Linked DNA regions of Homo sapiens: region 1 is linked to region 2. A link is a loop called in an ENCODE intact Hi-C map of the cell type or tissue named here. Cell type or tissue: Caco-2. All regions are shown on one strand.

Region 1 (2,500 bases), 240 kb before region 2:
CAGGGAGGGGCCAAAGCTGTGTCCTGAGGGCTCTGGGAGTGGTGGGAGGGTTTGGAGCAGGGGACAGGCATGTTCAGGTATAGAAAGATCTGGCCAGGTGCACGGGCTCACACTTGTAATCCCAGCACTTTGGGAAGCTGAGGCAGGCGGATCGCTTGAGGCCAGGAGTTTGAGACCAGTCTGGCCAGCATGGTGAAAATCCGTCTCTACTAAAAATACAAAAATTAGCTGGGCGTGGTGGCGAGAGCCTGTAGTCCCAGCTACTTGGGAGGCTGAGGCAGGAGAATCACTTGAACCCGGGAGGTGGAGGTTGCAGTGAGCTGAGATTGCGCCACTGCACTCCAGTCTGGCGACAGAGTGGTCTCAAAAAAAAAAAAAAAAAAAAAAGACACAGAAAGATCCCTCTGGCTGTTGAGTGTTGAGTGGAGGGTAGACCAGGGGAGGTGAGATGAAGGCTGGAAGCCCACTGTGGTGGCCTGGGCAAGAGAACAGGGAAAGGAGGAGAGGGTGGGTGACAGAGATGCTCAGGAGGAGGACCACTGCAAGGAGGAGGAGGAAGGGGACATTCACAGGATGAGGGCCACAGCTCAGGCCCAAGGACTAGGATTGATGTGGCTGCCCCTGAGACAGGGACCTGGGGGCAGAGGAAGAACAGAGGGCACGAGGGCTGAAGGCAGCTGGGGAATAAGCTCAGCCGGAGCCAGAGCCTGAAGGGCCTTGAATGCCAAGTTTATCCTGAGGGCACTGGGGAGCCATGGAGGGTTTGGGGAGATCTCTCAGGCTGGTGGGGAGCCATGGAGGGTTTGGGGAGATCTCTCAGGCTGCCAGGTTGCAGATGGACGCAAGTGGGCAGAACTGAATCCTGAAAGATCTCGAAAACTGGGTAATGCTGGCAGCCTGGTCCTAGGGGCTTAGGGCTGGAGAGAGTTAGATGCATGGCCGTGCTGGATAGTGGATGCTCTTGCTTGACAGGTGTCAAGAGAACAGCAATCAAAATTCTGCTGCAAGGAAAGCCAACGATGGGTCCTGCCCAGCCCGGCCCAGTTTTGCTCCAAAACTTGAGACATAACCACCCCATGGGGCTCCTCTGAGGACCTTCAGGGGTCCAGAAACACCATAAAATGGCAACTAGAATTGTGGGGGTGTGCATTTGCTGGGGAAGAAGGAGGCACAGCTTTCATCAGATCCCTTAACATGAAAAGAATTGAGGGAGGCTGACCTTTCTGGGGATGGCTTGTATCTCACGTAGGTGGCCGAACCGGGGGTGGAGAAGCTCCCAGAAGGCTGTCGGTAGGGAGGGACTCTGTCGGCCCCTGCTGGTGATACTGTGTAAGGGGTTTCTGGGAAGCTGACAGGCCTAGAAGGAGACAGGGGAGGAAGGAGGCAGAGGGTGAGTAGGAGGGTACCCCTGCCCTGGGAGGATGGACGGACAGACAGATGGATGGACAGACGGACAGACAGACAGACCAACCGAACTTTCCCCCGCCCAGCCACATCCCTTCTGCTATTCACTGCTCAGGATGAAGGGGAGGATGCTGAGCACAGGGCGAGAGAAGCTGGGATGCTCCTGGGCCCCCTCTTCCCGGATCCACTGCGGCTGCCCGCAACTCACAGCTTCTGCAGGCTGCTCAAGACCATTCTCGCCTCTGCCCCCTGGGGACAAGATGTCCCTCTGCAAGTTGGATTCCTTCATTTTTTGGAAAATTTTCTTTTTATCTTTTAATATATAATATCTTCAAAAGAGTATCTGTTAAGTTATATTTGTCATCATCATAAAACAAACTCCCTGAAGCTACCAGCCAACCCCAGGACTAGAACGGTGGTGCTAACATCTACCTGTGGGCTTCCCCACTTCCCATTTCCCTGCCTCCTCCAGGAAGAAGTCACTGTCCTAAATTTTGTGCTTATCAGTCCCTTCACCTTAAAAATAACAGTTTTATTTTATTTTATTTTTCAGAGATAAGGTATTGCTCAGTCTGGAGTGCAGTGGTGCAATCACAGCTCACTGCAGCCTCCAACTTCTGGGCTCAAGCCATCCTCCCACCTCAGCCTCTTGGGCAGCTGGGACCACAGGTGTGCATCACACCTGGCTAATTTTTAATAAATGTTTTTTATAGAGCCAGGGTTCTGCTATGTTGCCCAAGCTCTCTAACTCCTGGCCTCAAGCAATGCTCCTGCCTTGACCTCCCAAAATGTTGGGATTACAGGCGTGAGCCACCGTGCCCAGCCTAAAAAGCAGAGCTTCAGTCGTCTACTTAGTATAATGGATTTCTAACCCAGAGCTCCCCAGCACTGGGTCCCCAGACAAGAGGCCAACGGTGAAAGCTGAAACGAAGGAGGGAGGGAGGAACAAGGGAGACATAAGGATAAGAAGGAAGGTCGAAAGCTTGAGGCGAGGAAGAGGATGGAGGAAATAGTGAGGAGAGGGAGGGGCGGAGGATGGGTGTGGGCTGGTGGGGGTTGGGAAGTATTGGTCCCCCCAGCAGGTGCTTACCTCTTG
Region 2 (2,500 bases):
TCTCTACAAAAATTGAAACAAAAAAACAAAATAGGCCAGGTGTGGTGGCTCATGCCCGAAATCCCAGCATTTGGGGAGGCCAAGGTAGGAGGATCACTTGTGACCAGGAGCTCAAGGCCAGCCTGGGCAACATAGTGAGACCCTGTCTCTACAAAAACAAAACAAAGAAACAAAAATTAGCCAGGTGTGGTGGCATATGCCTGTAGTCCTAGCATGTGGGAGGCTGAAGTGGGAGGATCACTTGAGCTCTGGAGTTCAAAGCTGCAGTGAGCTATGATGGTACCACTGCACTACAGCCTGGGAAACAGAGCAAAGCCTTGTCTCTTTTTTTTCTTTTTTTTTCCTTTTTTTTTTTTTTTTTTTTGAGACTGAGTCTCACTCTTTCCCAGGCTGGAGTGTAGTGGTATAATCTCGGTTTACTGCAGCCTCTGCCTCCTGGGTTCAAGTGATTCTCCTGCCTCAGCCTCCAGAGTAGCTGGGATTACAGGGGCGTGCCACAACGCCCAGCTAATTTTTGTATTTTTAGTAGAGACGGGGTTTCACCATATTAGCCAGGCTAGTCTCGAACTCTTGACCTCAGGTGATCTATCCTCCTCCGCCTCCCAAAGGGCTGGGATTGCAGGCGTGAGCCACGGTGCCCAGCCAAAACCCTATCTCTTAAAAACAAAACAAAACAAAACAAAACAAAACAACACAACAACAACTCATTGATGGGCCTTAATCTCAGATTGATGGGCCTTAATCTCAGATTGATGGGCAGCAACAACAATTATTCATTGATGGGCCTTAATCTCAGAATTTCCAATTGAGTAGGTCTGGGGTGGGGCCCAATAATTTGCATTTTTAACAACTTCCCACCATTTCTCTAAACGGATGAAGTTCTTCTACATCTGGCAGGAAAGGTTGGCCTCCGTTGCCCTCTGCTGGCCAGACTATAAATTTAACTGTCATGTTTCCAGAGCAGCTGAAAAGCATGAAGTATGAGTTGGAAGGAAATAGAGTGGTCACCTGTCTGAGAACTAGGCCAGCCTACAAACAGCAGTCGTAAGTGTCTGTCACTTACAGTCGTTAAGTGTCTGTCCTGGTTCATGAGGTCCAGGGACCATACTTTGAGAACCCACAGTCTTCACAAAATGCTCTCCGGACACACCACAAAATGTGAAGGACTATTATTTGCCTGTGAGGGTATTCTTTCCCAGCCCCTCTCTCGGTTTCTCTGGTTCTCTCACCCATATATGTTACTGGGTTACGACAGGAACACGCTAAGATTCACTCCCAATTTGCTCTCTCCAAGCCTCAGTTTTCTCATCTATAAAATGAGATAATGCCTACCTTACTGGGCTGTAGAGTGGATGAAATGAGAAGGTATGTCTTGTGCACAGTTCCTGACTTTCAGAAGGTGTTCAATAAACATGAGTTCATTGTTGTTGCTTTCTGATTCCTAGCTTCTCGGAAAATGGCAGTGACTAAGCTGGGCTCTTTTGGATTCCCACAGGTTTTTAAGCAACAGTCCTCAGGAGGGCCAAGGGAGTCTGACGGTGATGTCTTCCCCCAGGCTCATTCCCCTGTGGAAAGATTTAAAACTCCTCCTAAATGACACCATAAATAAAAGCAAGGTAATGTATATGTAGGACATAAACATATTATAGGTTGGCTGCTACCTGTCTTACAGTCATGAGCATTTCAGAAGAGCCACAGATTGTCCTTGAGAACAGGAAGCAAACAGGGTATACTATAGTCACCACCTTAGCAGGAGGTAGGCCATCAATTTCCATGAGTCACAGACTTCTCGCAAGGACATTTTGATAGTGGAAAGTGGACACTCTGGAGGATTGTAAGAGGAACTGACCTTCTGGAAAGAGAGTTTTTCTATTATTTTATTTTATTTATTTTGAGACACAGTCTCGTTCTGTCGCCCAGGCTGGAGTGCAGTGGCATGATCTCGGCCCACTGCAACCTCAGCCTCCCAGGTTCAAGCAATTCTCCTGCCTCAGCTGCCTCCCAAGTAGCTGAAACTACAGGCGCACGCCACCACGCCCAGCTAATTTTTTGTATTTTTAGTAGAGATGGGGTTTCACCATGTTGCCCAAGCTGGTCGTGAACTCCTGAGCTCAAGTAATCTGCCCACCTCGGCCTCCCAAAGTGCTGGGATCACAGGCATGAGCCACTGTGCCTGGCTGAGAGATTTTTTAAAACAGGGGAGGAGGCACCAGAGAAAACAGTTGCCAAGCTCAGTTTTGCTATGGTTGGCTCTGCATACAAGGATCCCAGGGCCAGGCGTGGTGGCTTATGCCTGTAATGTCAGCACTTTGCCAGGGCGAGGTAGGCAGATCACCTGAGCTCGGGAGTTCAAGACCACACTGGGCAACATGGTGAAATCCCGTCTCTACTAAAAATACAAAGTATTAGCCGGGTGTGGTAGCCCGTGCCTGTAGTTTCAGCTACTCGGGAGGCTGAGGCAGGAGAATCACTTGGAACCCAGGAGGCAAAGGTTGCAATG

What was found. Hi-C counts contacts between places; a loop is a spot of excess contacts. Peaks named below come from ENCODE experiments on the same cell type or tissue, not always from the same donor. Only the 100,000 strongest peaks of a DNase experiment are listed, where the experiment ranks them.
Region 1: it touches region 2 in a loop (10-fold over the local background); 17 of 110 quality-filtered maps call a loop at or near these places.

What each region holds. Positions count from the first base shown.
Region 1 is chr19:38,141,430-38,143,929 of GRCh38, reverse strand. SIPA1L3 (signal induced proliferation associated 1 like 3) reads right to left here. Exons shown (of 22, transcript NM_015073.3): 11 at 2,495-2,500; 12 at 1,220-1,357. Among named protein-coding and RNA genes, the nearest start is that of SNORD152, 20 kb to the left of the region's middle. RefSeq lists an enhancer at 1-399. In Caco-2, a CTCF peak has its summit at 1,320 (motif pointing left); a DNase peak (open chromatin) is centred at 1,319.
Region 2 is chr19:37,897,281-37,899,780 of GRCh38, reverse strand. WDR87 (WD repeat domain 87) reads left to right here. Exons shown (of 6, transcript NM_001291088.2): 2 at 1,496-1,616. The coding sequence starts at 1,542. It overlaps LOC107985301 (a long non-coding RNA gene), which reads right to left. Exons shown (of 3, transcript XR_001753935.2): 2 at 1,662-1,852; 3 at 702-1,565. Among named protein-coding and RNA genes, the nearest start is that of WDR87, 8.1 kb to the left of the region's middle. In Caco-2, a CTCF peak has its summit at 941 (motif pointing left); a DNase peak (open chromatin) is centred at 910.